Regions from separate parts of the Homo sapiens genome. Here region 1 is linked to region 2. A link is a loop called in an ENCODE intact Hi-C map of the cell type or tissue named here. Cell type or tissue: psoas muscle. All regions are shown on one strand. Links, peaks and the distances in the headings refer to the core of each region. The heading gives the core; the rest is flanking DNA.

Region 1 (16,171 bases), core at 4,445-12,444, 75 kb before region 2:
TATGGTACCTGTCCACATTACAAGCACTTGATACATATTTACTGCTGTTGTTTTTAATGTTGGGGACACTGTTATCCCTTAGACATAGTTCCAAGAGAGTGTAAGGTGCATCTTTTCCATTTTGATTTATTCCCTGATTAAATTGGTGAGTGGTGATTTATTACCAGATGGGCCCTATGGGAATAAACGAAGAATACAACTTGAGATGCCTTTAGCGTGTGCAGACTATCTTGGGTCAACATAGTGAGTATGTTCTAGCAAGGTGTGTACCAGAAGCTTTGGAGGCACAGAAAAAGGAACATCCAACTCTGGGGAATCTGGGAAAGACAGTGTAGAGGAGGTGACATTTGAGTAGGATCCTAGATGGGAAATGGTAATTTCCTGGACAGGGAAGGTGGGGCAAGGCATTCCAGGTAAAGGAATGTGTTTAGGCACAAAAGCATATGAGAAAGCCTGGTGTGCTCAGAGAACAGCAAAGAGTTTGGTATGGCTGGAGCAGGGATTCTCAGCCTTGACACTTGGTATTTGGACCAGGTAATTCTTTGCAGTGAGAGACTGTCTTCTGAATTTTAGGATTTTTTGTAGCATCCCCTTCCCTTCACTCTAATTGTGACAACCAAAAATGTCCCCAGATTATTGCCCAATGTCCCATACGGGGACAGAATTACCCCTTGGTTGGAAACTGCTGCACAAGTGGAAGGTGGTCAAATATAAGCCCAGAGAAGGAGGCAAGGGCCAGATCCTATGAGCCACTGAAGGATTTAAAACAGGGGAGAGTTGTTTCCGGAGCCTACAAAAACAGGTGTGTTATTGTGGGCCTGTTGTATGGATTGTGGTAGAGTTGGACAGCCCTGTTCGATGGTTTGGTTGTGAAAAGAGCATATGGAATCTCTAGACTTTAGAAAGCCCATTTCCCTGTTGAAATTCTTCTACTAAAGGACCCTCTTCCAGTGGTGACTTTTCTCATGGTCATTTACTCAGCCTTCTCATGGGCACGAAGGGCCCTGGGCAGCTTCAGGGGTGGGAGAAAGCTGGAAAAGCCCTCTGTGCACTTACCCTCTTTCCCTAGATGCAAGTTTTATGGGAGACTCTGGCCGCTTTATCCTATCTGAAGAGACCAGCAAAAAAACAAGCAATTGTTTTTGAGGAGTTTTTGTTTGGCTGAGCTGAGCCAAAGAGAAAGAAACCAGTGCTGAGTTTTCCCGCTTCAACCCCACCCCAGCTTAAACACTTGGCGTTAAGCCTCCTTTGAGAAGTTAGCTGCTAGAATACTGGAAAGTAGGCAGGTGTTCTGCCCCAGGGTCATGACTGGAGGTGGGGATGAGGGGAGATCCATGGCTGCAAACCTTTTTTGGCTCCTAGTATTTGGAGTTTGGTGTATTGAAAAGCTAAGGCAACTCGGGAAATCTGTTATCAGCAAATGCAGTTTGCTGTGACAGCTCCGCCCTAAGTTTCTCCAGGGCAACCCAACATCTAATGTCATGGATTCACTCTCCACACACAGCTGGGAACCAGACTCCTCGGAAATGTCAAGTCTCAGTAGGTGTGTCTGTTGCTTGGGATATTATGTTCTGCCTGAGTGGCTCAGTACGTTCTTTATTTTATATTGTTTTAATTGAAAGTAGTGATTAAGCATGATGTGTCACCTTCATAGGTCAGCATTTTTCTTATGGCTTTCTTGGCATAAGACAAAGAATAGGTCACTCTCTGGGGAGGAAACAGCTCTTCTCAGCATGAATAAAACCAGAGAATCTCCTCCTCAATTATGGTGTTAGTTGGAGTGCTAGAAATATTGTTGTGGGTGTGACTGACGTTCTAAGTGGATTTGTTCCTAGAAAGTTGGAGACATTCGAATTGTGCACTCTCCTCTTCCTCAGACACACACTGTAATGCTCTCCTTTCTTCCTAAATCCCAGCTCACTGACGGGGCACTTCAGTTAGGGAGGTGTTCGGATGGAGGGTGGCCCTGGCGTTCTAGGGTCCTTGTTATTCCTTTGAAGTGCCAGGGCGATGCTGATTGCAGTTAGACATTGACAGCTCTCTTTTGAATCCATTAGAGACCATCCCTCTAGAAAACACAGAATCCCCCAAATCCCGTGCCACAAAAGGATTAGCAGTTGGCCGCACTAATTTAACAGGACTACCCTGATACCTCATGAGTTGCTGTCCATCAGGTAGGGCCTTCATTCCTCACATTCTTGAACTCCTATCTGTGCCAGGGTCTGAGGAAACACCAGAAAGGGGTGTACTTTGGGACTTTGGATAGCTCGCATGTTGGTGTATCAGTGCCAGCTAAAAAGAGAAGCAGAGGGCATTCCTGCGCATAAGGCCCATCAAGAATCTGCTGTCATCCCTGAGGCCAGTCTACAGGGAATATGTTAGTGTACGTGGAATATGATAACAAACTCATGGGTTTACACAGAGTAGACAGCCTCATATTTATTTATTCACCTTTTAAATATTGTAAACAGGCATTAATGGTTGTAAATTCTGACAACCATTGTAAATTCTTACATGTTAAAGAAATTGTGGGGCACATATTTTCCCAGGGTGTGCATTCTCCCAAACCCTCATGCAGACTTGACCATCTTTCCAGTGTTCATACATTCTTCGCAGCTTTTTGCAAGAGCTGACTTTCCAATCTTTATGTTGATCAAAAACTTCATAATTAGAATTTAACTCTTTTTTTTTTTTTTTTTTTTTTTTTGGAGAGAGAGAGAGAGGGTCTTGCTCTGTCACCCAGGCTGGAGTGCTCAACCTCCTGGACTCAAGCAATCCTCCCACCTCAGCCTCCTGAGTAGCTGGGACTACAGGTGTGTGCCACCATACCTGGCTAATTTTTGTATTTTTTGTAGAGATGGGGTTTCGCCATGTTACCCAGGCTGGTCTGGAACCCCTGGACTCAAGCAATCCTCCCATCTCAACCTCCCAAAATGCTGGGATTACAGGTGTGAACCACCTCACCTGGCCAAAATTTAACTTTTAAATTCTGTCAAAAGTATTTCTACTACTTTCTTGGTTATTTTCTTGCTAATATGTGTAAATATATATTACATATAGTATATTTGCCAGTAAGAAAAACCAACATTTCTGGTTTATCTGTGTTACTGCTGCATTATCATGCTATAGAGAAAGGATTTCAGTGTGTCACTTAAAAGCCATAGCCAAATGGGAAGCCAATTGAACAGGATTCTGTAGAGGCAAATTGTGCAGGATGGTGTACGTTCAGTGCATACTGACCACTGTGTACATTCACAGAAAACACACTAGCAAGAAAAGTGTTGTTCTTCTCTTGAAAGATCTTTCCTTCTTAGTAGCAACTTTGGGATTATGATCCTTTACTCTTCTCCCTCATGGTCATTGTTTTTTATGAAGGCATGTCACATGCTGTTCTGTGCTTTAAATTTATGAGGACACTCCATCTGATTGAAAAATAATTGATTTTTCCATTATTATACAAAATGACCCTCTCTCTTCCCCCATCATGAAAAAGGATCTTCTTGAGAACTGTTTCTTCCTTGTTATGTTCAGATCAAGCTGGATCTGATTTTTATTGCTTTGGACAAATGCCAAAGCATCCAAATGAAGTAGAGTAGTGCCCCTTGTCTCTTTTAGTGGGTGGATGCCACTGTTTTGCTTAATGATCTGCCCAGCAGAATTTTTTTTTCTCTGAATATTTTCCAGTATTCAGCACCACATCCTACTGTCCCAGGTCTGAGGCAGTTTCACGTTTACACGCAGATCAGTATCTCTACAGTCAACTAAAAAGTAAAACTGAAATTTAGTTTCTACCTTCATTTGGAGTTTTTCTTTCATTGCACCTCCTTCATATGAAGCTGTGAAGTCCAGACTTTATTATCCCTGCCTCTCTCACCCCAAACCTGGCATATACAGAGCTCTAGTTGGTAAAACATCAGCTCCAACACATATTTGTCAAGTGCATACTATATGCCATGCACTGTGCTTGCAAGAAATACATTATGAACGTAGCAAAGGTATTTTCTATCTAAGACAGCTGCTGTTCTGGCAAAGGTAAGAAGAGTCATCACGCCCACTGGTTTAATATTTTAACATAAACCTAATATGAACACTTTTTTCATTTTAAACTTCTTAAAGAGCAAGTTAACAGAGCTACTGGAGGTTGTGTAAGGAATTGGTGAATAATAAACATAAAAGATCTCTCTCCTTTCCAGGACACCCTCAATGGTTTGTTTCACCAAATGTCCAATCTATATTTAATAAGCCTCAACAGTCATTTTTCTGAAGGCATTGGCCAGGTCCTCCTTGTGGCAGACTTTGAAGAGCTATTGCAAGGTCTAAACTTGTGACATGGAAGAAAATACAACTAAAAATTAAATGATCTTAGAATAAAGAAGGCCTTATTAATTTCTAGTGTCAGAAATTATCAAGGAAGAGAATGTACTTAGCTATGTAACACCTCAGAACTTCTTTCAATCAAAAGACATTCTGAACTATTCTGAAAGATAAAAGACAAGCTGGGGCAGTATTTACCCATGTATGAGAAAGAGTTATTAAGAGTTCTTACAAATTAATATAGATTTATAACATAAAGATAATTACACTAATAGAAAATGGGCCAAGAACAGAAAGGTAAGACCAACAAAGAAAGAAATATGATCAACAAAATAGAAGAAAAATGTTCAACCTCAACAGCAATCAAAGAAATGCAAATTAAAATGATGAGATAGTATTTTTCACCTATACAATTGATGAAGATTTGTAACATTTACCCAGTGAAGTTGGGAGTAGGGAACATCAGGCTCTGTCATACACAGTTAATGAAAGAACACCTTTCTTAAGGGGACTTAAATAAGGTGTATCAACGCCTAAAAAATTGACATACCTTTTGTCCCAGAATTTCCATTTCTAGAACATTAACTCAAAGAGAACCGCCATGGATGTGTTCAGAAGTTTAGCTAAAATGTTCATCACAATATTCTTAAAATAGTAATTTTTGAATAACCATAGTACAGCCATATAATAAAAATGCCAAGGAGGGATTGAGGAATACTGAGTGACATAAAAAGATGTTCTAAATAAATTGCGAAGAAGACAAGTTATATAACAGCATGTGCAGTCTAATCATTTCATTTTTTAAAAAAAGGTACAGTATGCACACAGAATAAAGATTGCTTATACACATCAACATATTATGAGCATTATCTTTATTTTGCTTGTATGTTCTAGATTTTCTTAAGCAATGTGCATTTCTTTCATACTAAAAATATTTTTAAATAAAATATACTAATTATCTTTAAAATATGAACTTCATTGCATTTTTAAAATATACATGATAAAAAGACCGGAAGGCTATTGCCCAGAATGTTGACCATGGCCTTCCCAGAGGGTGGAAACATAGGACACCTTTCTTTCTTTTTTAAAAAATACTTTTTGGTATTTTCAGCTTTTCTACAATATTTGTGTATTTCATTAACAACCAGATTAGTAACCAAACATTTAAAAAATAAGTACTATTTTAGCTGTTTTGCATTTGAGGTGCAAATGGATGAAGATATTTAGTGAGCAGATAGAAAACAGAGAGTGGTCAAAACAGAGATTTGGACCTAGGGTCATTCTGCTTGGCATATTACCAGGAAGGATCATTTTAATTTACTAATGGTTTGGGGGCAGTAGTGAGTAGAGAAATGCTCTAGAAAAAGATGCCATCATTTGATTCAGTGCCTCAATTTTTAAAAATTAACAGTACATCCTCTTACTCGGTACTGTGCCATTTCTTCATTTACGTGTTCAAAGACACTGCCGATGTGTACAAGTTTGAACTAGACCAGTGGTTCCCAAACTATGGTTTAGGGACCCTTGGGAGGGGCACCCTTAGACCCTTTCAGGCTGTCTGCCTGCAAGATAAAAGCCATTTTTATAATAATACTAAGATACAATTTACCTGTTTCACCCTTTCTCTCTTGACTATACACAACGGTGTTTAAAGAGACTGTGACATGCAATGACATCACTTCTGGGATGTGTGCCTGTGTCTTCATGTTGCAAAACTTTCTTGGGTTTAACCTCCAGTATGGTAAACACTGATAGAAACAACTCACATAAACAAAAGCTCTTTAGGGTCTGCGATCATTTGTGAGCCTGTAAAAGGGCCGTGAGATGAGTTTGAAAACGACTGAGTTAGACTGTGCCTATGTCTTATATGTGGCAGGCTTTCCTCTAACAAGAATCTGGACCCTCAGTCCTGGTCAGTGAGTGCCCTTGGACATTGTAGCACTTCTATTCTCACTTTCTACATTTTTAAGGAATAATTTCCCTTAGCTCTTCAAAAAACTTCATTTTTATAGAGTTTGTGAAGCCAAAAAGAAACATTGCTGGCACCAGGCCACTGTAGCCCCTCTGTTACGTGTACATTGAGTCCTGTCGAATGTGAGGTGCATGGAAATGTTAAAGGGCAAGTTAGACCTCCAGACTCTGTCTCCACCTGCCTTGTACTGGGAAATTCTGTGAAGTTTCCGGAAGAAAATAGCACTATAACTCCCTTCTGAGAGGTATGGAAGTGCAAATTTAAAATACAACTTACCATGTAATTGAGTAGAGGGTCGATTTGGCATGAAAGAGAGATAAGATAAATTTAAAATAATTAACTGAATATGTTAACGCTCATTTGTCTTTAAAATGCGTGCATGCATATAATGTGTGCGTGTGTGTGTAAATATGTATGAAACATATACATTCCAGAGGATTGCTTCCTAAGTTACGTAGACTTCTCTTTGTACACAGTCATCTTGACTATGGAACTATGGTAATGCTTCTACGTCAGTCCCATCTCTTCTCCTCCTTTCTGTCTAACCAGAAACACATTTCCGTTGTTCTCTCTTTGTGTGCATGGCTCACCACCAAATCTCAGAGCAGTGTGTGGTGAAGCACTGGCTGGTGTCTACTTCTCCAAGAAGCAGTCTGCATTAGCTTGTTCTCACACTGCTAATAAAAGACATACCTGAGACTGGGTAATTTATAAAGAAAAAGAGGTTTAATGGACTCACAGTTACATCGGAGGCCTCACAATCATGATGGAAGGTGAGGAGGAGTGAAGTCAAAGTCACATCTTGCATGGCAGCAGGCAAGAGAGAGCATGTGCAGGGGAACTCCCCTTTATAAAACCATCAGATCTCATGAGACTTATTCACCGTCACAAGAACAGCATGGGAAAGACCCACCCCCATGATTCAGTTAACAATTACCTCCTACCAGGTCCCTCCTATGATATGTGGGAATTATGGGAGCTACAGTTTGAAATTTGGGTGGGGACACAGCCAAACCATATCACAGTCTTCATGTTCCAGGGCTTATGCTGAAAATCTGAACCTTTTTGTACAGAGAGTTTGAGCATCTGATGAATGATTGTGTTGGAGCACCTCAAAGTGAGCTCTAGCCCTGAGACTCTGTGCACCCACTACCGTGTCATATGGATATGGCAATGCCTTGTCTTGAGTGAAAGGGTCATGTGGCCTGACTTAACATCTGATAATGTCAGAAAAGATGAAGGAGAGTCTGAAGAGGTAGGAGGTAAATTAAGTCTTCGGAATAGAAAAGCTGGACTTTGTGTTAAGACCCTATAGGCCCCAGAGAAGAAAGGATCTGTTTTGACATGACTGTAATATAATTTCAAGTCTGAGAGGCCTAGCTGTGAATCATGATAACTTCTTTGAAATATGGCTGCAGCTACTGACCATCTGTCGGGTTCTAACTGAGGTCGGAGGAGAGTCGGTGGATGAGTGGCAGGCAGCTGAAAGACCAGTCAAGGAATCATGGGGGCATTTCAACATGGCTTTATTCTCTGGACACACGGGAGCTGTGGGTGCAAGCAAGCCATGGGCACAAGCAAGCCATGGGTACAAGCCTGAGGATGAGCCACAGGTGCAAGCCGTTACATACAGCATTAGCAGGGTAATTATACCTTTTACAGACAATAGTGGCTCCGAGTCAAGCATGAGCACACATGAGTGGTTACTTAATGCACCTCACATGGCATGGTTACATAACAGGCAGAGCTGTGTGCCTGCACTCCAAACTCGCTGAGTCATGCTGGACTAGATGTCTGCCTCGGCCTATTCTTGACCACAGCTCATCCATTTTCCTTACACCATCAAACAGGTTTCATTTGTAGGAAAGCACATATTCAGTCCCACTTCATTCTTGTTGCTGGTACTTTCACACACATTGTGATTGTTGGTTTTGGAATCTTGTTCATCCTCATTTTTTGAGGATTTAAAGAGGAGTGCCTAGTATTTTCTTAATTAAAACAGGCTTTGCTTCTCTGCGTCCCCTGCCCCAAACCAATGGACTGCCCTGGGCCGTCCTTCATCAGGAGTTTTAATTGCATGTTGATTGAACTGGTAGGTTCTTGTCCTACATCATCATGTTGGACTAAGCCCACAACAGCCATGCAGCCTCAGTAAAGAGGCCCTTTGGATACTCAAAGTGTGCTGCTGCCTTTTTCTTTGTGACTGGTGATGGCTGGGTTCCTACAACAACGGCCAGGGGATTCTGACCTTTATGAATCAGGCAGAGGAATGCTTCTGTCTTCTTTCTCCAAGTCCTCAACTCTGCCCTTTTTCTGTCAATTAGTAGGCCTTAATAGATACAATTAAGAGAATTCTACTTAGTTAATTGGTGATTGGAAACATGATTATTTAGGTACTTAATCTGTGGTTTGTCCATCTCTAGAATATTAACAATTGATTTTTGCCTGATTTTACAAAGGTATCATCTCAGTGGGATTGCTATGTATGAAAGGAAATTTATAATGGAATGATTGCTTCCAATCCAGTTTATTAATTTAAGTACGTAATACTTTAGATTGGCTTTATTTTCCCTTCATTTTTGTGATACAGAGGCCTTATAACGTATAGCTGTTTGCTGGTATTCTTCCCAGCTTCCTATTGTCCTTTGTCTTCGTAAAATAAGCCTAGCAGTATTTTCTATATTTTCAGAGAATCTTGTGCTTTTGAATATATGTACATCATTGGCTTTGTTTTTAAAAAAACTTCATACTGTGTGATAAAATTAATGTAATAAAAAGGTAGAGATGCCTATTTACAATTTGCAGAATAATTTGCAGAAACTCCTCAGTTACTGTTCAGAAGACACATATTTCTAGTCCAGTAGACATCTAGTAAATGATGTTTACTTTTAAATGCAGAGATTTGATTTGACTAATCATAGTTTATATGTTCTTCTGGTTTATTTGGTTTTCTTTTCTATTTTTTTTAATGGAATAGTTTTGTAATTTCTTACCACTCTCAAACTTTAATAAAGTGGCATCTTGAGGCTAGTTTCAGTTAAATATAAATATAAGCAATTAATTAAGATAACCAACCCTAACCAGAGAGATAAAGTATCATCGCGTGTCATAGTGATCAAGGAGCACCTGTTAATGAGAACTGTAGGAAAACTGCAACCAATCATGAAAAAAAAAGTGTTGGGTGAAATTAACAATGTCTGTGTTTCTTGTTATTTCTTAAATCCAACCCATAAACAATTTGCTGTGACAGCTCTAGGCTGGGATTACGGCATTTGGGATGAGGTCTGATTATAGCTAAAAATAGACACGTGTATTGAAGATAAGAAAAGGAATATTAAACAATTGAAATTTTGTGAAAGACTGATGCTGTTTCATTGTAATAATTTCCCCAAAGGCACATTAGTAATGCTGCTAAATACAGACTTTAATAGACTTTAATAATGTGTACTTTAGAGGCCTGATACACAAAGGAATAATGTATAAAACATTCATTATGAAAAATTGCTACCTTTTTTATTTAATAAGAAATCTGTTGAAACAAAACCTATGGCATTGTGTTCTTGGCTATTAGCAGGCTGAAGAATAATTGCTACCTTCTTTTACATTTTTTCACCTATTCTAATCAAGTTGCAATCATATTTTCTTATTTGTTCCATGAATGAAATGGAGATTAAAAAAAAAAAAAGTACTTGCATTGAATGGACCCTTGTTCAAATTGTGGCTCATTCTCTCGCTACCTTCATGATCTTGGGCAAGTTACCTAAAGTCAAAACTCCGTTTCTTTATTTGCAAACTGAGGATTGTTCTACCTATCTAACAAGGTAGGAATAAGTTAAATGTTGACACAGTGGAGTCCCTATGTAACAGACACTCAGCAAATGCTTTCTATTATGATTACTTTCTACATCTCTTTCTCTTTATGTTGCTTGTTTCTTTGAAGGACTGTAGTGGAGGAGCTGGAAGGGGGTTGAGAGTAGGAAAAAGCAATTAAAAAGATACCTTAGCTGCTCTGTAGCCAAGCCTTGCATTGGATTTCAATTTGATTTTAATGTGCTGCTGCTGAGAGCCATGCTGTTGAAAAAGAGAGAAGAGTAAGAAGCAGATGCTCTTAGAAGAACAGTGGGGCATTTATCTCTTTTAATGAGATAACATCATTAGAGTGACAAAGTGCAGCGAATCAATACTCGAAATGGACTGGCGCTATCTTCCCAAAGTGCGCTGATTGTTACACTTCACAACCTTAGAATCCGCTGAATCACGAATTCTGTCTTATCTGTTATTAGAGCCGCTGGCTTTGATCTCACAGACTAGATCCACACCTTAGGGATCTCCAGAGGAACAGGAAAACAGACTAATAGGATAAATGAGAAAAATCCAAGGTGATTTATAAACTGCCCTGTAATCAAGGAACCTCAGAGAAAGGTGGTTGTGCTTGTTTTTTCCTTGGACTTCTTTAAATGGCTACTCATAACTGCCTTCCCCTCTGCTCGCTCTCCTTGCTCTCTGTCTGCTTCTTGGTGTAATGTCAGAAACGCTAATCATGTCAGACTGTGACACTGACAGCCCTGACATTCACAACAAAGAGACAAGGAGGAGAGAGAGGAAAAGAGATGGGGGAGGGGGGAGGTGAGGAAAAGCAGCAGGAGAAGCATTTTTTTATTGCACATAAAATCCATAGCTGCAGAATCACCCACATCTGGACATGTCATATCCAAGGAAAATCAAGGAAGGCACAAGGTGAATTCCAATAGAGATTGAAACTGAGCTGGGGATTTTCCCCTCTTCTTTTAGATTTCATTGTGTAGTTTATATTAGAATTACTGTGACTATGATTTCTTCTCATCAAGAAAAAGGGCATTTACATTTATTTTTCCTTTTTCTTTACTACAGTTTTTCTCTTCGAAACAAAGCAAAGTTAAACACAGATCTTAGCAGGAAGTGTGTGCTGTCAGAGGTTTTCCAATTTATTACCAGATTCCCATAGTTTAATCTGAACAATAGCCAGTTCAGGAAAGAAGTCATGGGTGAGGGATGTTTTCTGACCATGGCAAGGCTGAATGTCATGACAAAGCTGTTCAGTGTCATCCTCAGGCCCTTGGCTTCTGCGGCACCTGCTTAAAGCTGCTGGATGCAGAAAATGCTGATGTTACCTGTTCCCTAACAGTTTGGAGTGGGCTTCCAAATACCTTTGAGACTTCTGTTTCTCTCAGGCACTTTCTCCATTTGGAATAATGCTGGTGAGTGGTCTGCAATCTCTGTCTTGGATCAGTCATGACCTGAAAATCGGCTGCCACATCTCACATGTGTTTTGAATCCAGATGCTATGATCTAAATTGAGCTCTGAGCTCAGGCTGAATCATCCTAGCTTTTCTATAAACATGAGAAGCCAGCTGCCAGCTCGGCTTTTGAGGTATTTTGAACTATAACTCTAAGTCTTACCGAAGATAGTTATCATTTCATTTTTTCTTCATGTCAGAAAAAAAAAATCAAAAATGGAAAATGGTATCCAGTATTTATTCTGTATCAGTTACCCTGTCATAAAAGAGGGTACATTTTTTGTCCATATTCAAACAGAAGGTATTCTGTACCTAGTGACTTCTTTTCAGATTGATTATAAAAATATTGAGAACTTTGGAAAAGGCTGATAACTCATTTCACAGTGTTCTCATCTTTAGTACCCAAGTAAAATTTTACATACTTGGGCTACTTGATAGAAATGCTCCACTTAATTTCAAAAAAAAAAAATTAAGTGGATTATGTGGCGTAGTTGAAGTTCCAGCAACTTTGACATTGTGACTTGTTTAATATTCTTGAGGAAATTCTACTTCTATTGGCAGAAGAGAGTAAATTTATACCCTATGGAGGATTTGAGAGAATTTACCCCAAAATATCTTCCTGTAAATTCAAATTTTCTTTGAAGTGTTTTTAATCCTAAAATTTTACATGGATTGTTCCCTGTGATATGTGATAGGTCCATGTTTGTTTTCATGTAAAATAATTTAAAATTACTTGCCACTTAAATTAATTAGGTCCTATAGTAGGTAATGACAGCTGGTATAACAGATAAGCCCTCAAAATTGAATGGTTTGACACAACTAGTTTCCTTTCTTGCTCAGCTCTCAGCCCAGTGGAAGTATTTCTGATCAGTGAAGTGCTTTTATTGAGAGGTGATTCAGGAATCCTGAACTCAGGTGCCTTCCGTCTTCTGGCCTCACCATCTATTTTGTCTGCTCAGGCTGCTGTAACAGAGTACCACAGACTGGGTGGCTTAAACAACAGAAATGTGTGGTCACACAGTTCTGCAGACTAGGAGTCGAAGATCAAGGTGTCAGCAGGGTTGGTTTCTTCTGCGGACTGTGAGGCAAGGATCTCTTCCAGGCCTTGCTCCTTGGCTTGTAGAAGGTCACCTTTTCCCGAGTCTCTTCACATCATCTTCCCTCTTTTCCTGTGTGTATCCAAATTTTCCCTTTTTATAAGGACACCAGTCATATTGGATTAGGGGCACACTCTCTTCCAGTATGACCTCATTTTAACTAATTACATCTGTAATGGTCCTATTTTCAAATAAGGTCACTTTCTGAGGTACTGGGGGTTAGGACTTCACCATGTGAATTTTGAGGGGACATAATTCATCCTGTAACACCATCTTGCAATTGTCTGCACCTCACTTCTTAATCACAGTCGCCTTGAAGTAAAGCACCATCTTTTCTCATATTCCTTTGTTGAGCACTAGTCACGTGGCTGCACCTGGAGGTGAAGTGGCCTGGGAAATGTAGTCCCGTGCTGAATAGTGATTGTGCTAGATGGCCACATGCACACACAGGAGCCACCCCATCTTTCTCAGAATGTGTATCAAACTCTCCTGTATCTTCCAGTGCTTCTGAGCACACCTGTCCAGAGAGCTCTCAAAAAGGTAATCAGTGTTCAAGTTTGAGAATCCTATTCTAGCATGGCTAGGAATGCTTTTCAGTTAACACCCTAAGGATTTATATGTAAGTGAGTGCCTAAGGTTGCTTACTGTTTTGTTTTCTTAAGAATCTAATATATTCTCAAGGGAATTTTACTTACACTAGGGTTAATCACTTTTTCTTCTTGTGAAACTAGTGAAATCCAAATGAATGAAGTTTAACTCTTAGCCAAAAACTTAGCTTGTGGTTAGAGTGATTTTCTACAGTACAGTAACTTTTTTTGTTACATGTTCTACTATTGCTGAAAAATGATATATTTCCAAGAGGGAGAAAAGGATATTGTGAGTGCAGAAGACGGTTGTATAACCTGCTTTGCTTATCTCAAATGGCTAGACTTTAGTATTTAATTAAAGAAGTCTTGCCTCTCCTATCAAGTTAGTCATTATTTTGAAGGTTGAACGTGGGTTTTGTAAGTGACTAATTGCTTTGTATGTTCCTTTTCAATTACAATAAGAAGTTATGAATTCTCTACATTTAGAACTGCTAAAAATTATTTAGATTTACCTGTTGAATAGGTTTATTCTTTAAAAAAAAAAAAAGGAATCGAGAAAAAATTTCCACTGTAAATTTTTGGATTCTCCAAGGAATTTGTAAGAAATCTCCCATGAAAAAGAGAGTGATAGCAATTTGAAAAGGATAAGTAGTTGCAGTCTGAAAACTCAGTAGGTAGTGTGAAAGCACATTAATACTGAACCATAATATGTAATGTAAGATTTTAGTCATTAAGAAACCACTATATTGCTGTCTTATTGTTCTGTTACTTTAAAACACAGTTTTTACCTAAAGACTTAAAACCCACCAATGGTATTATAAATTTCCTTTTGGTCAAAAAACTGACAGTTGTACTGTAGCAAAGCTAGTCATTTGAACAGTGGCCTTTTCATTTATAATGGTTATAGTTTTTAATATGTCAAAATCTTAGCAAGTATTCGAGTCATTTTAAGAATGAATTAAATCCTCATTCATTTTGATATTATGAATTCAGATTTTAGAGAAGGGTCTAGGATGAAGTTTGTCCTTTGTAGATATTTGATAAATAATCATTATTTTAAGTATTACCATTTTATGGAATCCCTGTTTGCCAGATACTGCATTAGCCTCTTTACAATAGACTATATTATTGCTAATTTTCAAACCCAATTTGCACAGTAGTTGGTATTATTCCCACTTTACAGATGGGGAAACGCAGAGACCCTTAAGTAATGAGCCCAATAATCACGTGTCTAGATAAAGCAGATCCAATATTTGAATTTGGATCTTAGTGACTCCAAAATCCATGCACGTTTCCATTCCGTCACATTGGAATGTCCTAAGCGTATTTGTTGAATTGAATTCGAAATATATTGAGTAAATTTGCAATGAACTAAACACAAATACAAAATCCCAGAATGAATGTTTTAGTTCTTAAAAGAATGAGCCATTTGCAAATGTGCGGATGAATGCAGTAGTTGAAAATTTGTTCCATCTAATCATTAAAGCAAGTCTCTAGGACTTTTACTCGGTGACAGTTTAGTAGACTGCCACTTCCTTAAATATGTGAGCAGTGTTTGATTCAGAATACTTCTTAAATATCCATTATGTGACCAAATTAGAGTTCTTTAGAACTCTTACAGTTCCTTAAAACTGGTTTCTACTTCACACTCTCACACTTGCCCTCCTTTCTGAATGTGGCCAGGTTATGCAGGTCTTACTGATTTACAGAAGCAAACACAAGAAAAGGTAGCCTTAAGTCACGGATGGGCCTGGCCCGAAGGCAAGATGAAGAAAACCAGTGAGAAGCTCAACCAGAAACCTAAAATGAAAGAAAGCTCTCCTCTTGAAACACTTCACCTTTTCTCCTTTCCTAGCAAAATGATAGGCCTGATTTGTGATGGTTCAGAGTTGCTATCTGCATCATTTTCAGTTTCATCCAGTTTACTTTCTCATAGTTTCTGCCGAGCAATTATGGCCAAGCCACATCCCCTGTTTGGAACTTGGTGTCTCCATATGTGAAACAAAGCAGTGGAATTAGATCAGAGTCGTTGGTCTGGGGTCTTAGCCTAGGTTGGCTTCAGGGGTTGTCTCTAAAATGCTGGGAAGTGAATACAATATTTGGTATGCATATACATTTTTCTGGAGGGAGAATGGTTCATAGCTCCCATCAGATTCGCCAAGGGGCTTCAGCTTACAAAGAAATCAGTGGGCCAGATTATCTTTGAAGTCTGTAGGGACTCTAGCATTTTAGTTTTCTATAAATTTTATCGTACACAGACTATCACAGGCAAGATAGTTGAGAAAATAAATGGGTTTTGTTTCCTTTCTACAGTGTGACATGTAAGGGAAACTTGGAGTGTTTTTACTATAGACAACTGCTTTTCTGTTCTGTAAGATAAGTGTTCTGGAATGTTTGTGGATAGTGACAAAATTCTGTTATTAGCAGAAGAGCAGAAATAGTAAATCAATTAGAAGTGATTCACATTTTGGTGATGAATGAACATTTTTTCAGGCCTGAATATTTCTTACAGTTATCTGTAATGGTAGCTTAAAGAGTCATTTAAAATAGCACTTTCCTATTTGGAATCTCAGACGCTTGGAATGTTAGTGCCTAAAAATGCTCAGAGTTGGCTGCTTGCGGTGGCTCACGCCTATAATCCCACCACTTTGGGAGGCCCAGGAGGGCGGATCACAAGGTCAGGAGTTCAAGACCAGTTTGGCCAACATAGTGAAACCCTGTCTGTACTAAAAATACAAAAAGTTAGACGAGTGTGGTGGTGTGCACCTGTAATCCCAGCTACTCGGGAGGCTGAGGCAAGAGAACCACATGAACCCCTGTGACAGAGGTTGCAGTGAGCCGAGATCATGCCGTTGCACTCCAGCCCAGGTGACAGTGCAAGACTCCATCTTTAAAAAAAAAATGCTCAGAGTTAATAGACCAATT
Region 2 (16,171 bases), core at 4,365-12,364:
CTCCCTTTTCCCCAGTGGTCCTCCAGAGAGCCCACTCCTGGATTTGTCAGGTGGGGTAGGTGATACTGATGTGAAAGTCAATCTTCCGCTCTCAGGAGTGACTCTTCCCACTAAAAGACCATATTAACACTAATAACATCTAAGAGTTTATGCTTCCCAAAACATTTTGCATGTGTATTACCTTATTCAGTTCTCACAAACAACTCTGTAAAGCAGGTAGTATCAGATGAATTTTATAGATGGAAAAAACTAAAGTTCACAGATTAACCGCAGGTCTTAAAGCAAAGCAACAAACAGGGCCAGGATTTTAACCAGATTGTTTGCCTTCAGATTTCATGCTCTTCTAACTTCACCACCTTCGCGTAAGCAAAGCCTCTGCATCTGCAGTATGGCCTCTAGCTGTCTTAGTATTGTCCCATGGTGAAGCAGGGGGTGCTGGCCTGTACCAGCTGTTCACAATTGATGGTTCCTATTGGGATGAAACCACTGGAGGTAGATAGAAGTCCATGAGCTCCAGACAGCTGGCTTTCAATTCCAGTTCTGCTATTCTGTTAGCATGATAACCATAAGCAAGTTATCTAACCTCTTCAAGCCTCAATTTCCACCTTGGTAAATGAGAATGCTAAAAGTACTCACGCTCAGGGTCATACTCTACTGAATGATAACCACATTTGTAAAAGCATGTGGTACATATGTTACAGTGCCAGGCAAAAGAGAAAATGCTCCTTCGGTGTTAGCTCCTGTGTCAGCATCACCCTAATCAGGTAGGACCAGTGCATCCTAGCTGGTGGCTGCATTAACACCTGTATCCTAGGTCACCTGTATCCTGGGCATGGGCCTATACTGATCAAGGAGACCTCCTCTATCTTGGAGGATGTCTTACGACTTCTCACTGCATCTCATCACACCAGCAGGAATTCCACCAGTCAACGGTGTACTCTAACAAATCCCAAAAGCTGGCCAGGCACCGTGGCTTACTCCTGTAATCCCAACACTTGGAGAGGGCAAAGCAGGCAGATCACATGAGGTCAGGGGTTTGAGACCAGCCTGACCAACATGGTGAAACCCCGTCTCTACTAAAAAATATAAAAATTAGCCAGGCACAGTGGTGAGCACCTGTAATCCCAGCTACTCGGGAGGCTGAGGCAGGGGAATTGCTTGAACCCTGGAGGTGGAGGTTGCAGTGAGCTGAGATCGCGCCACTGCATTCCAGACTGGGTGACAGAACGAGACTCTGTCTCAAAAAACAAACAACAACAACAAAAAAAAAACTTCTTGAACTGATAAGCAACTTCAGCAAAGTCTCAGGATACAAAATCAATGTGCAAAAATCACAAGCATTCCTTTACACCAACAGTAGGCAAGCAGAGAGCCAAATCATGAATGAACTCCCATTCACAATTGCTACAAAGAGAATAAAATACCTAGGAATACAGCTAACAAGGGATGTGAAGGACCTCTTCAAGGATAACTACAAACCACTGCTCCAGGAAGTAAGAGAGGACACAAACAAATGGAAAAACATTCCATCCTCATGGATAGGAAGAATCAGTATTGTGAAAATGGCCACACATTCTGCACATGTACCCTAGAACTTAAAGTATAATAATAAAAAAAAAGAAAGAAACCACATGGACACAGAGAGGGGAACAACACACACCATGGCCTGTTGGGAGGTGAGGGGAGGGAACTTAGAGGACATGTCAGTAGGTGCAGCAAACCGCCATGGCACGTGTACACCTGTGTAACAAACCTGCACATTCTGCACATGTACCCCGTTTTTTTAGAAGAAAAAGAAATATGTGACAGAGAAGTAGGAAACCACTTAATGAAGTTTTTAGGGCTCCAGTAGTCTGGGACAGTGGTTCTAAAACTATTTGATATCCAGAACCCTTTATAGATTTTTTGTTATTATACTTTAAGTTTTAGGGTACATGTGCGCAACGTGCAGGTTTGTTACATATGTATACATGTGCCATATTGGTGTGCTGCACCCATTAACTCGTCATTTAGCATTAGGTATATCTCCTAATGCTATCCCTTCACCCTTCCCCCATCCCCACCCCACAACAGGCCCCAGTGTGTGATGTTCCCCTTCCTGTGTCCAAGTGTTCTCATTGTTCAATTCCCACCTATGAGTGAGAACATGCGGTGTTTGGTTTTTTGCCCTTGCGATAGTTTGCTGAGAATGATGGTTTCCAGCTTCATTCATGTCCCCACAAAGGACATGAACTCATCATTTTTTATGGCTGCATAGTATTCCATGGTGTATATGTGCCACATTTTCTTAATCCAGTCTACCATTGTTGGACATTTGGGTTGGTTCAAAGTCTTTGCTATTGTGAGTAGTACTGCAATAAACATATGTGTGCATGTGTCTTTATAGCAGCATGGTTTATAATACTTTGGGTATATACCCAGTAATGGGATTGCTGGGTCAAATGGTATTTCTAGTTCTAGATCCCTGAGCAATCACCACACTGACTTCCACAATGGTTGAACTAGTTTACAGTCCCACCAACAGTGTAAAATTTTTTGTTGTTGTTGTTGAGACAGAGTCTCGCCCTGCCACCAGGCTGGAGTGCAGTGGCACGATCTTGGCTCACTGCAACCTCCGCCCCCCAGGTTCAAGCAATTCTCCTGCCTCAGCCTCCTGAGTAGCTGGGACTACAGGCGCCCGCCATCACACCCAGCTAATTTTTATATTTTTAGTAGAAACAGGGTTTCACCATGTTGGCCAGAATGGTCTGGATCTCTTTACCTCGTGATCCACCCGCCTCGGCCTCCCAAAGTGCTGGGATTACAGGCATGAGCCACGGCGCCTGGCCTATAGACTCTTACCACCAAACAAATTAAAACTGAGGGAAAAAAAATCCCCAAAGCCTAGTAGGATGAATACCTTAAATTGTCAGTCATTTGCATCTTGATATGGATTCTTTCCTCCACTTCCTTCCCAAGACCAAAAGAAAGGAGAGTTTGGTGCTGAGGAGGAATAAGAGGGAAGGAGAAGCATAGGCCAGGATGGGGTAAGGGGCAAAGCCAGAAGAGCTCTTTGGGCACCTGTGGACCATGGCTGGGGAAATGGAGATGGGGGGGCATAAGGGAAAAGTGCATGGGAAGGCTGTGAATCCTGGTCCACAGTTTTCCTTGGGGTTAGCTCCATGCAAACCTTACTTTCAATAGATACTTACATATCACCATCTAAAGAAAGTCCTTGCACTGCGTAGTTTTTACACATGTGGCTACTTCCAATTGCCAGAAGCACCTTTAAAGTGTCAACGGTCTTCATTTTTCAAGTCCCGTGACTTCTCAGAGAGGACGCTGCTCAGCAGGAACTGTTCAAACGCAAGAGCCTCACACCACAGCAGATCGCCGAGCTGAGCCAAAGAGTCTGTACAACATCTTCCACATGAGGCCAAATACTAGCTGTCCCACCTGGCTTCTTTTTTAACTCTAAACATCTCAGGTAACTTGAGATAATTAAATCACACTACATTCTTTCTGATTTTTTAATGTAAATCATTTCTGAGCAAGAAAGTCACATCTTCCCAGCCTCCCAAAGCCATTTTAAGTGCAGGGTTATTGTTTTTTAAAGGAAGAGGAAGATGAATTATTTGTGTCTCAGAAAGCTGTTATCCTGGCGTCTCCTTTTCTGCCAAGGCGGTATAATAAACAGCTCTACCCCACTTCCCACCCTGGTGCCTGAGGCTTGCCCTAGAGGGAAATGCCTTTGAAGGAAAAACCACCAGCAAGGCCAGTTGTAACAGAGGCCGGGGGAGAGGCTCGCAGCCTTGCTTCACCTCAAAAAGGGGGTCCACGTCTTCTCATGCCTGCAGCCATCAACCCCGGAGCGGAGCGGGAAATCCTTACCTGGAGGGTGGCATTTACAATCTCAGACGCATTTCACAGTCTCTCTTTGGAGCAACTTCAGTGTGTATGGGCTGGAAAAGAGGGTAAGTGTGTTACTTTTTTTTATGCAACAACGTATAACTGTGTCAACACATAAGACAGTCTGTCAAAGCTTTCTGCTGGTGTTGCTGCTGTGAATTAATTTTGAGCGTCACTTGTGAGCAGTAAACACTTTTGCAGTGTGAACAACTCTTTTGTACAGTAGGAGTTGTCAACAGCTTGCCATCCCCCCTTTAAAGGGAGGAAGGAAACAGAGGCTGCCTCCTCCCTGTCAAGTTAAGTTGGCTGGAGTAGGAGGAGCAGAAATTTGTGGCACTCCCATTTTGCAGTTTTATCTTTTCTTTTGACCACTCGGCTGTTAGATTTTCAGTGAGACTGGAGGATAAATGTAGTGTGTAGAATTAAGAATCTGATTAAGCCACTGGGCATCTGGCCACTTCTTGCTGTTTTAGAATTGGTTCTAGAATGTATGGTCTACATCACTTTTGCCCTTAAATTTGTTAGAGATACCACCATAAAGAGCAAGATGCAAAAACACAACACATCTGCCAAACACTGACTAGAGAGAGATGCTTCTCAGTGTTTTACATTTTATTGCTGTTATGTTGAATATTTAATTGAACTTTATTTACACAGTTAAAACATAATCACTTCACTAGGGTTGACACTTCATGTAGCTCTATGTTCATGTTCACTCTTTTGTTTCTTTTTATTTAAAGGTCTTTGTTCCTTCTCCCCTCTTCATCCCGTAACTAAATATTGAAGTCTACAACTCTTTGTAACTGTGGCAGACCCAAAGCTTTCTCTTCTGCCCGTGCCGTATCTGCCAGTAGCACTGAGAGCATTGTTGACACTGTAGCAGCAAGCTTCCTTGACTCTGACCCACATTTTTGAGATGTGTTCCCGAGTCCCTATCCCTTTCAAACATGTTAATAATCTATTGTTCCCATTCTAGCAGCTACTGAAATACGTTTTAGCATGCACAATCCTTAAGGTATATGTGCTTTGTGTGTTTACATAGAACCTGTTCTATAAAGTCATGCTTCTCCTTTTGTCCTCAAATTCCTTCCTTCAGGTTTTGTAATGGGACCTGCTTGTTCTAACATCCTAAAATATGTTTATTAAAGACCTTATTCCACCTGTTCATATCCCACAGATCGCAAAGTGGAGCCTAGAGACTTTCTCTCTCCACGCTTTCCTCTGTTTCCCTGCAGCCGGCCCTCCTGGCCACCTGGCATAGTGCTCTTGCTGTACTGTATGCAGAGAATGGTCAGCAAATGAGGATGACTGATTTGTCTCAATTCACAAATAAAGCAGCAACTAGAGGGTGGCAGGGGTGGATGAGGTGGGTTTTCACCCATTTGGCGTTGTCTTATGGGTTGAAAGAGTTCCAGGGGCCCTGTGAGAAGACCCCTGCCACTTGTTCAGTAGAGAAGTTGCGTGTGCTGGGTATGGAGCCCAAGGTGGGTGCCTGTGTGACAAAGCAGGCCTGAGGTCACCCTGGGGGTGTGAGGGATGCATGTGCCCGGTGGAATGGGCATGGTCTGCACATGCCACTGAAGTCAACCAGTACACAGCATCTGACCCGTCCCCCATTTTTTTCCATTGGTTCTGAGCAGAGAAGCAGTTTTACACCCAGTGAAAAGGATGCAACTGTTCTCTTTCCTAAGATGTGAACGTTTGGAGAGGATTGGTCTTTTTCAGAGGCAAACGTGCTGTTTCTCTTGCCTACCTGGGAGGGTGGTTAGCTCACCCCATTCCTGACGGCAGAGGATAATCCATATCATGAGAACCTTCAAAGGGTTAACCAAGAAGGTTTTTAAAATGGAAATCATCATGAAATATATGTAACATGAAAGGCAAATGCAAAATACTTAAATGACAGGTGGCATCATTTGAAAAGGATGTAGGGGCTGATCCCAGAGCTGTGATCATACACAGCTGCATTAATTTGCCTAATCACTGGATTGCTGTAACTGGTGTCTATAAATAAACACACAAACTAATCTTTTGATTATCTTTTTTTATGGCACATTTTCTTCTCTCTTCCTTTTTTTTCTTCTCCGTGTCTTTTCATTGTGACTAAACCATATTTCTAAACTCTGTAATTCCACAGATTCTTTTATAACTGTTATTTTAAACAACCAAAATAACTTTGGACAGTTCACAAAATGAGAAATACAGATGGCCGATAAATGTATGAGAAGCTTTTTTATTGCTTTTGGAAAAATGCAAGGAAAAAAATCAATGAAGTGTCATTTTTAAGTATCAGATAGACAAAGGTTAAAATTATTAGAAAAATTCCAGTGTTGGCAAGAGTGTGAGGGAACAAGCATTCGTGTGCAAGGTCACTGGGCATTCTTGCTGGTGTTCTGGCATTAGGTATCAGAATGATCAGTGTGCGTAAAATTGCACACTGGTTGACTTCTAGGGATTTACCCAAAAATAATAATGACAAAACAGAAAGATACTTTCTCAAGGATTTTTAGGTGAGCATTGTTTACAATGGTGGGAAAAATGGGAAACTAGAAATGATCATCAAATGAGAGCTCATTAAGTAAATTCTGGTACATAAAAGAATACCGTACATATATTAAGAAAGATCATAAGGTTTGTATTTATTACCAAGGACAGAGGTTACAATACATTACAGTGTGGAAAAAGCAAGTTACAAAACAAGGGATATAACATATTTGCAGTTTTAGTACATCCTGCTGTGTCAGGGCCCGAAATTCTGAATTGTTAACAATTTCCTTAGTGTTGTCAATGCTGCTGGTCTGTGGACCACACTCTGAGTAGCAGGTTAAAGTGTACACAGACATCTCTGTGTGAATAAACACTTGGAAATACACGTGGAAAGTTTCCTGAGATGGTGAATCTGGATATTTACTTTTGTCTTTGTGCTTTTCTGTATTGTTTAATACTTCATAATGCATCTGTATCAAGCTTTACATAAACAATAAAGCTGGGTTTTAAATAATAAATAGCCTGTTGGACACGTTTTTTTAAAAGTTGGCTGCAGCTGCAGATCTGCTTCTCAAACACTGAAAGCGGGAGGGAGCAGACCACCTGGGCCCATCATTTTTAAGGATGGAAGATCATTAGAATCACATGGGAGACTTTGAAAAACATGGATTCTCCAACCTGACCTCTAGAAATTCTGACTCAGCCACCCTTAAGTGGAGATATCAGTTTTTGACAAAAGTTCCCCTGGCGACTCTGACTCACACTAGGTCTGGCCCCATGCAGCCATCGGGTTTCTTCATCAGCTTTGGGGCCCAGGCCTGCATTCGGAGGAGAGTCGCACCCTCCCTCCTGCTCCCCTCAGAATCATTGTGCTTTGGGGCATCAGGAGGCGATTTTGGTGTTCTCACATAAGATTTCTATTTCTAATAGAAATTTCTTTATGTTTTCCCACCGGTCTTCTTTTTTTTTTTTTTTTTTTTTTTTGAGACGGAGTCTCGCTCTGTCGCCCAGGCTGGAGTGCAGTGGCGGGATCTCGGCTCACTGCAAGCTCCGCCTCCCGGGTTCACGCCATTCTCCTGCCTCAGCCTCCCAAGTAGCTGGGACTACAGGCGCCCGCCACTACGCCCGGCTAATTTTATGTATTTTTAGTAGAGACGGGGTTTCACCGTTTTAGCTGGGATGGTCTCGATCTCCTGACCTCGTGATCCGCCCGCCTCGGCCTCCCAAAGTGCTGGGATTACAGGCGTGAGCCACCGCGCCCGGCCCCCACCGGTCTTCTTATAAGCTGTCCTAGCCTTCAGTGTTAGTGTCCTAGGTCTGCTTAACAAATTATCACAAACTGGACAATTTAAAACAATGTTTATTCTCTCACAGTTCTGGTGGCCTGAAGTCCAAAATCAAGGTGTTTCAGGGCCACACTTCCTCCAAAGGCTTCAGGGCAGAATCATCCCTTGCCTGTCCCAGCTTCTGGGGAGGCTCCAGGTGTTCCTCAGCTCATGGCTAAATGACTCCAATCTCTGCCTCCACTTCTGTCTTCTTCTCTTCTCTTGGCCTTCTCCTCTGTCTTCTCTTCTGTGTCTTCTAAGGACACCTCCCCTTGGATTTAGGGCCTACTCAGGTAATCCAGGATGATTTCATCTCGAGATTCTCAACTTAATTACATCTGCGAAGGTCCTTTTCCAACATAAAGTTTCATTTCCAGGTTCTAGAAGTTAGGACACCTGTATTGTTGGGGACCTCAATTCAACCCCCTACTCCTTCTAAACTATTCAACAACAGTTTTGAAGTTAAGCAAAACATTCTAGATTTACCATTTTACTTTTCTCTGCCGTTAAGTTCTCCGGTTTTATGTCTCTTTTTTATGTGTAACTATAGGAAGGTCTCCCATGAAAAAAATAGAACCATTGCCATGGGCAGTCAGTAGCTACACTAGCAATGTGTCTGCCCTGTGAAGCTCAGGCTTCTGTCCTGGTGGGTCTCCCTCTTGTCAAGCAGTTTTCTCAGCCATCAGAGGGGCTGGGAGAGCCAGGCCTCGCCAACACTTTCTCTGAACACATTCACACTTCTTGCCTGTGCTCTTCTTTGCCCAGGCTCTCCTGGGATGCAGAAATCAGGGAGGTGTTTACTGAGGAATAAAACTAATGTCTCAGTAGAAATTTTTTTAAAATGTCATAGTAAGTCTATTATTGATTGTGTTCAGTTGGACTTTGAGCAGATTTGGGGCCACTTTCCCCATCCCAGCCCTCAAGGAGAAAGAGAAAAGACAAGACTAAAATGAGTGTGGCCATGTATCCCATCTTACTGCCTTCAAGAAGTCCTTTCCTGTAAACCTTTTTTTTGATTGTTCTTGTTGTTCTGGTAAGGGAGGGCGAACTGGGTTTGATTCTGAGACTGCCACAAGCCTGTCTCTTTTTTTGTGTTGTACTGACTCGATCCTTGCTTCACGCTACAGATTTCTCACAGTGGGTATTTTTAGTTGAGGAGGAGGTTTCTCAAAAATACTTTGCCGATGTCTGGTCATGCACAACCCCTGGGCATCCCCAGTGAAGTGCTTTGAGTCATGGCCCCTTAAGGGCAGAGAGGATGTGCATTTGGCCCATGGTGTGCTTTGCCTGGACGTGTGTCATTTCCCAAAATATACAGGAGGAGAACCAGATTAGTAAAAGGAAACCTTGTCACACATGGTAGGGTTCTGCTGCCCCAGAATCAACCTTTACAGCTGGAAAGGTTCAGCCTTTCTTACTTGGAAGGGTCATATTCATTGAACTGCAGTTAAAACAGTCTTACCAATAGATAGGTAGCCTCACACCAGAAATGGGGGGCAAAAGGCAGAATCACTAAACATTTAAGCAACACATGAGTAAAAATATTTGGCCTCTTTTTTTCTTTGTTTAAAATATGCAAAGGTGGCCGGGCACGGTGGCTCACACATGTAATCCCAGCACTTTGGGAGGCCGAGGTGGGCGAATTACCTGAGGTCAGGAGTTCGAGACCAGCCTGACCAACATGGTGAAACCCCATCTCTACTAAAAATACAAAAAATTAGCTGGGTATGGTGGTGGACGCCTGTAAGATCCCAGCTACTCGGGAGGCTGAGGCAGGAGAATTGCTTGAGCCCGGAAGGTGGAGGTTGCAGTGAGCCAAGATTGTGCCACTGCACTCCAGCCTGGGCACAACAGAGTAAGACTCGTCTCAAAATAAATTAATTAATTAATTAATAAAATGCAAAGGCTTTTTGCTCCAAGATAGCTGAAATTTAGATATATATCTTTTTATTAAAATAGTTTTTATTTAAATAAGCAAATAATAACCGTTAAGAAAAGTTAGAAAATTTTAAAAATCAGAAAAAACAACAAGAAGGAACCCTATCTACCTAGAGCTTCCCAGGGTTCCAGGCTGGTTACAGAGTCAGAGCCCTCTTAGCTAACCTGACTGGGTGTTTTCTCATTAGTTGAAAAATCAATTAAACAGTGAATCATTTTTTAAAAAGATACTACATAGCCTAAATCATGTATTTAACCTAAAGTTGCAAATGAACAGTTATTTGCCAATCTTTTGATGTGGGCTCGAGGCCTTTTCTTCGAGTTTGGGTCTGCTGATTGGAACTTCATGTAATCTTTCATGCACATTATTGCATGATTTCCATTTTCAGTCTCTTTAAGTGAGGAATTTTTTAAGACACTTGCAACACAGTCTGACTGCAAAGTCATTTTAAATTTTTATTATTTCCCCAATCTTTCACAGTTGTCTCAATCATATCTAATTCAATGGCAGATTTCCTCTAGTGACTTACTTTCATTTCTTTAATTTTACTAAATTTTCATACAAATAACTATTTTCACACTCATATTTTATGGGCCAACATAATATTTAATTTCTGTAATTACAAAGCAAGTATAGCTGACATTAACAGTTTATGCAGAGAGAGCTGATGTGCTCCAGAGTTCGAGAGAGAACATTCAGTATTCGTTTGACCACAGTATTGGTCAGTATATTTTATACAGGGGATGGAGAATGCTGATTGATCCATCCAGTTGATTAGGGCCCATTGGTTAAAAGACTTTCTATTGGATAGGTTCTGAACTCCTCCCAAAAATTCATCAGTAAAAACCCGTTCAAAAAGCAGGTAGCTTTCAGATGATTTGAACGGTTCTGCCAAACATAGATAGGGACCCACTTTGGCAAATTAAGATCATGACAAGTCTCAAGATATTTGAAGGAGGCTTATGGTTATGCAAATATTTGGCTTCCTCTGAAGGGCCATTAAACATATCCATGAAGATGTTTGTGAACTAGGCAAGCTTTGCTCTGATAACCTTGTACTTATTTGATTTTCCTAATGGTTTATTTTAATAAAGTAGGGTTTTTTATTTCAAATTTGTTTAACACATTGTTAAATGCCCACAGAGTTTGGTACCTGCTGAAATAGAGAAAGCAGGTGTTGTACTCATGTTCTATGAATAAAGAAACGAAGCCAAAGACATTTCATCCCATGAGAGTGGTGACCATCATGGACCTCTTCCTATGATGTTTGATTTAAACTTCTTCTCAACTCTACGGTCCTCTCCCCATTTTTAGGGTGCTGGTGAGGCCTTAATGAATAAGCTTTGTGATATGTGATATGTGATATGTCTGTCTTGTTCATTGATGTCCCCAGCAGCTGGCATGAATAGATGAATGAATGAATGAGACCAGTCACACTGCTAGCAAGAGCTAAAGTTGGGGTGAGAGCCAGGTCTTCTGACTCTTGATCCTGTGTCTTTCTAGTACATCAAAATCTCCTAGTCCTTTGCTGGCTTTCCTGGGTCCTTAATGGTCCCCTGACCTGAGCAAGACCCATTGTCTCGTCACAGATTGTGACAACACAAACCAAGAGCAACTCTCTGATTTTGATAGATTTGGCGTTTTTGAGCTTCAAAATTATCTAGAAATGTCCCAGTCAGCAGATTTTTTTTCAAGGTGGATGAACGTTATGTTTAAAGAGATTGTTTTTACTAGTAACTAAGAACTTCTAAATATTTGTTTTATTTAAAATATTTTTACCCCCTAAGAATCTTCAGTAAATGTTAATTATATCCTTTCAACAACTTTTGCAGTTACTGGGTAATATTAAATTCTGATTTTTTTCAATAAATAATTGCTTTTTTATGTGCTGGGTAACAGTATATATTTTTATAAGTTTGTTTCTGCAGCTGTTCAGCTATTCTGTATATTCAAATTTCAGGCTTTTAAGTTTAAATTAATAGCTCAGTAAACTGACACCACAAAGCAAGTGGAAGATTGAAGATAAGCATTTCTCTATAATGTACAGGGTATTTTAAATAATGCATTTCTCAACATTATATTAGTGTGTGTTTAAGTTGATTTTTGGTATATGTGAATTACTCTCATTTGTGTTCCTCATTAAGTCTTCGTATTATAGTTGTCGATTGAAACTAACATAATTAGGTAAAGACAGAGCTGGGCCCACAGGAGACCCTGGAAGAATCATGACTGAATCATTTTAAAATGTAGCCACATGGGCATGAGAGGTATAAATATGAACAGTTCCTACAACATGCAGATAGAAGTTCCCAAATGTCATAGGCACATGGAAGCTTGCAAGTGCCACCTAAAGACTTGCATATAAATAAAGTCTTCATTTTATATGATATCATGTCACATGTTTGTGCAAAGGAAGGTGGATGATAACATATATTTAATTTAGGTAAAATATTCTGAACATTTGATAGATAGTTGAGACTGGGCTCAAATTTTACTTTATATGTATTGTCTCCTTTAATCATCATAAAAATCTTACTTGGTAAGTACTATTATCTCCATTTTATGGTATTGGGTTTAAAGGAGGTCAGGAACATTTTCTAGATATAGGTAGTGAATGGCAGAGCTTAGAACCAAACCCAGGTCTGGTTAGACCCCAGCTCCCACGCCTTAATGACTGTACTGTACTGTACTGTGCTGCCACCTTCTTGGATAACTGCAAATAACAGATGTTCCTTTGTTTATTCCACTTTGACATCAGATACTTACAATGACCCTGTTGGCTTAATATGGTCAACTTTTCTTAAGAGCGCATCTTGGTCTTTCCATGACTAAGGCATTTTCATTCATCAAATGCATGTCTCTTGAATTACTGAGACAATATGAACATGAACAAGTCAATTCTAGCTCATGAGTACTGATCATTGATATGCCTGTATTAACAAGAGGTACATATAGATAGAACAAAATTATTTATCAAAACTCTTACCAGCTGAGAGGCTGGATCTTTGAAAGGAATAAACTCTCCCAGTGAGACTAGCAATGTACTTAGATGCAATAAAGTGGGCTTCCAGAGAGCTGTTTTAATCACTGGAGAGCAACTTTTTTTCCTAACTTGCAAGCCATCTGCTTAAAAAGGATATTTACTTGTGGAGTATCAAGATCCTTTCATCCTGTTTGTATTATCCACAGAGCAGAAAAAGCTAGTCAGTAGCAAAGAGAAGTCAGCTGTGTGAAGCCATTGTCCCTGTTCCCTTAGTATGAATAATAGATGGTTCCCCTTCAGATTTCTTGGTTAGTATGACATTCCTGAAGGATGTCCATAGGAGACGGCTTTGCTTTAAAGCTTATTATCTTAAATTTTAATTGCTTTTGGAACTTCAACTTTAAGGACCCTTACATTCTCTATTAGACTTAAGTGTCTTTAACATAGCCACATAAATGAAACTATAATGAGTCATAAATGAAAAATATTATAGTCAATAAACACTGCAGAATACTTTATAAGTTAGATGCTTGTTAATATGGGATGAAGTAGAAAATAGTGAAAGCAGAGAAGGTGAAAAAGACTTTAGAGGAAAAGGGCCTAAACTTAGGTAAGGTAAAGTTTATTCTCGCTTGGTACGAAAAACACAAAATAATGGAGAAATGTATATTGATCCAAAACATAAGTAAAAGCTAAACAAGAATGCTGAAAATCAAGCACAGGAACTAGGAAGAAGCAAAGACATTAAAGAAAAAGGAAAAGCTAACCACATATACACTCTCTAGAATTACCTGTTTTGTCTTTGATGGGATTCATGGATTAGTTCCTTTGTTCATAATTCCATAATTATTTTTGAGCACCTGTTGTGTCTTAGGTAGCAGTCTAGGTGCTAGGGCTCAGTGATGCACAGGGGAGCAGAGTTCTTGCCCTTAAGGAGCTTACAGTTGAGTGGAGGAGGCTATAAATGAGCATTCATCATAGGAATGACAAATGCTGTGATTGCAGAAGTATAGGATGCTATAGAATTACAAAAAAAAAAAAAAGTCAAGCTAACAGTAAAGAAGTAAATGAGACAGGAAGAGTCAGAAAGGTTCTGAGGAGAAGTGCTCTCTAATCTTACACCTAAAGGTTGCGTTAGCCAGAGAGAGGGAAGAGGGAAGAAGGAATGAGCCTGTCAATCCCAGATGAGAAAAGAATTGAAATTCAAGATGGCTGGAGCAGAGAGCAGGGTAGGAGGAGTGGTGAAAGATGAAGCTGTAGAGGGAGCAGCGTCCTACTCATAAACAGCCTTGGAAGCCATATTTGAGCTTCATCCCAAGATCAGTGGGATGAAGGGAAGTGACATGATCAGATTTCCATGTTGAAAGATTATTGAGAGTGCTGGGCGCATGCACCTTGAGAAGTTGGCCAGAGAGACGAGAAACACCCAACCCTTAGTGCTTTCTTCTGAACAATGGCTGAATTCATAGACAGTACTTCAAGTTAGTGTGGGAAATATTATTCATCTGTGCCAGAGAAAGAAGGAGCAACCCATGTCTATCATTTTCACAGAGGGAAGTTGAAGCTGCACATGTACTTGGACATAGGGAATGGTCAGAGAAAAGACAGAAAAAAGACATCCCTTGGTCCTGGAGGCATCTATCAAATATCAAAGCGTGCTCCAGAGGCATCCCAGCCTAGTGAGAACACCTCTACATAGAAGTGTATCCAGGGACCTATTCTGTCACTGTAGGCGCAAATTACTTAACCAAGAAGACTTATGTGGTAGCAGTTGATTGTAGACAAAGTGTGGACCTGGTCTTCCCCATATGGTATTGACCATCACTGCCATCACATCACCTTTTTTTAAGTAGCAAGAATAACACCACTGTATGATTCTCTTTTTTTAATTTTTATTTTAGGTTTGGGGGTAAATGTGAAGGTTTGTTATATAGATAAACATGTGTCACAGGGATTTGTTGTACATATTATTGCATCACCCAGTTATGCTACTTTCTCTCCCACCCTCCTTCCTCAAGTAGACCCCAGTGTTCATTGTTTCCTTCTTTGTGTTCATAAGTTCTTATCACGTAGCTCCCACTTATAAGTGAGAACATGCCATATTTGGTTTTCTGTTCCTGCATAAGTTTGCTAAGGGTGATAGCCTCCAGCTCCATCCATGTTCCTGCCAAAGACATGATCTTGTTCTTTTTTATGGCTGCATAATATTCCATGATGTATATGTACCACATTTTCTTTATCCAGTCTGTCATTGACGGGCATTTAGGTTGATTCCATGTCTTTGCTATTGTGAACAGTGCTGCAGTGAACATTTGCATGCGTGTGTCTTTATGGGAGAATGCTCTATAATCCTATTAATGGGATTGCTGGATCAAATGGTAATTCTGCTTTTTGCTCTTTGAGGAATTGCCATACAGCTTTCCACAATGGTTGAACTCATTTACAATACCACCAACAGTGTGTAAGGGTTCCCTTTTCTCTGCAACTTTGCCAGAATGTTATTGACTTTTTAATAACAACCATTCTGACTGGTGTGAGATGGTCTCTTGTGGTTTTGATTTGCATTTCTATAATCAGTGATATTGACCTTTTTTTCACATGCTTGTTGACTGCATGTATGTCTTTTGAGAAGTGTTTGTTCGTGTCCTTTGCCCCCTTTTGAACAGGGTTGTTTATTTTTCTCTTGTAAATTTGTTTAAGTTCCTTACAGATACTGGATATTAGACCTTGGTTGGATGGGTAGTTTGCAAATATTGTCTTCCATTCTGTAAGTTATCTGTTTACTCTATTGATAATTTATTTTGCTGTGCAGAAGCTCTTAAGTTTAATTAGATCCAATTTGTCAATATTTGCTTTTGTTGCAATTGCTCTTGGTGTCTTTTTCATGAAATCTTTGCCCGTTCCTATGTCCAGGATGGTATTGCCCAGGTTGTCTTCCAGGGTTTTTATAGTTTGGAGTTTTACATTTAAGTGTTTAATCCATCTTGAATTGATTTTTGTACGTGGTGTAAAAAAGGGGTCCAGCTTCAATCTTCTGCATATAGCTAGCCAGTTATCCCAGCACCATTTATTGAATAGAGTCTTTTTCCCGTTGCTTGTTTTTGTCAGCTTTGTCAAAGATCAGATGGTCATAGATGTGTGGCCTTATTTCTGAGCTCTCTATTCTGTTCCATTGGTTTATGTGTTTGTTTTTGTACCAGTACCATGCTGTTTTGGTCACTATAGCCTTATATTGTAGTTTGAAGTCAGGTAACGTGATTCCTCAGGCTTTGTTCTTTTTGTTTAGGATTGCATTGGCTATTTGGGCTCTTTTTTCGTTCCACATAAATTTTAAAATAATTTTTTCTAGTTCTGTGAAGAATATCATTGGTAGCTTGATAGGAATAGCACTGAATCTGTAAATTGCTTCGGGCAGTATAGCCATTTTAATGATATTGATTATTCCTATCCACGCGCATGGGATGTTTTTCCATTTGTTTGTGTCTTCTCTAATTTCTTTGAGTAGTGTTTTGTAATTCTTATTGTAGAGATCTTTCACCTCACTGATTA

Evidence for each region. Hi-C counts contacts between places; a loop is a spot of excess contacts. Peaks named below come from ENCODE experiments on the same cell type or tissue, not always from the same donor. Only the 100,000 strongest peaks of a DNase experiment are listed, where the experiment ranks them.
Region 1: a loop joins it to region 2, with 1.9 times the contacts of the local background. A loop is called at or near these places in 2 of 110 quality-filtered maps.

Annotation. Positions count from the first base shown.
Region 1 is chr6:90,189,928-90,206,098 of GRCh38, reverse strand. The region is part of intron 4 of BACH2 (BACH transcriptional regulator 2); the gene reads left to right. Among named protein-coding and RNA genes, the nearest start is that of BACH2, 99 kb to the left of the region's middle. RefSeq lists a silencer at 11,175-11,469. In psoas muscle, for the core only: no CTCF peak of the experiment used is centred there; a DNase peak (open chromatin) is centred at 8,038; H3K4me3 peaks cover 944 bases; H3K27ac peaks cover 6,182 bases.
Region 2 is chr6:90,114,958-90,131,128 of GRCh38, reverse strand. All of the region lies in intron 4 of BACH2 (BACH transcriptional regulator 2), which reads left to right. Among named protein-coding and RNA genes, the nearest start is that of BACH2, 170 kb to the left of the region's middle. In psoas muscle, for the core only: no CTCF peak of the experiment used is centred there; a DNase peak (open chromatin) is centred at 8,938; H3K27ac peaks cover 4,539 bases.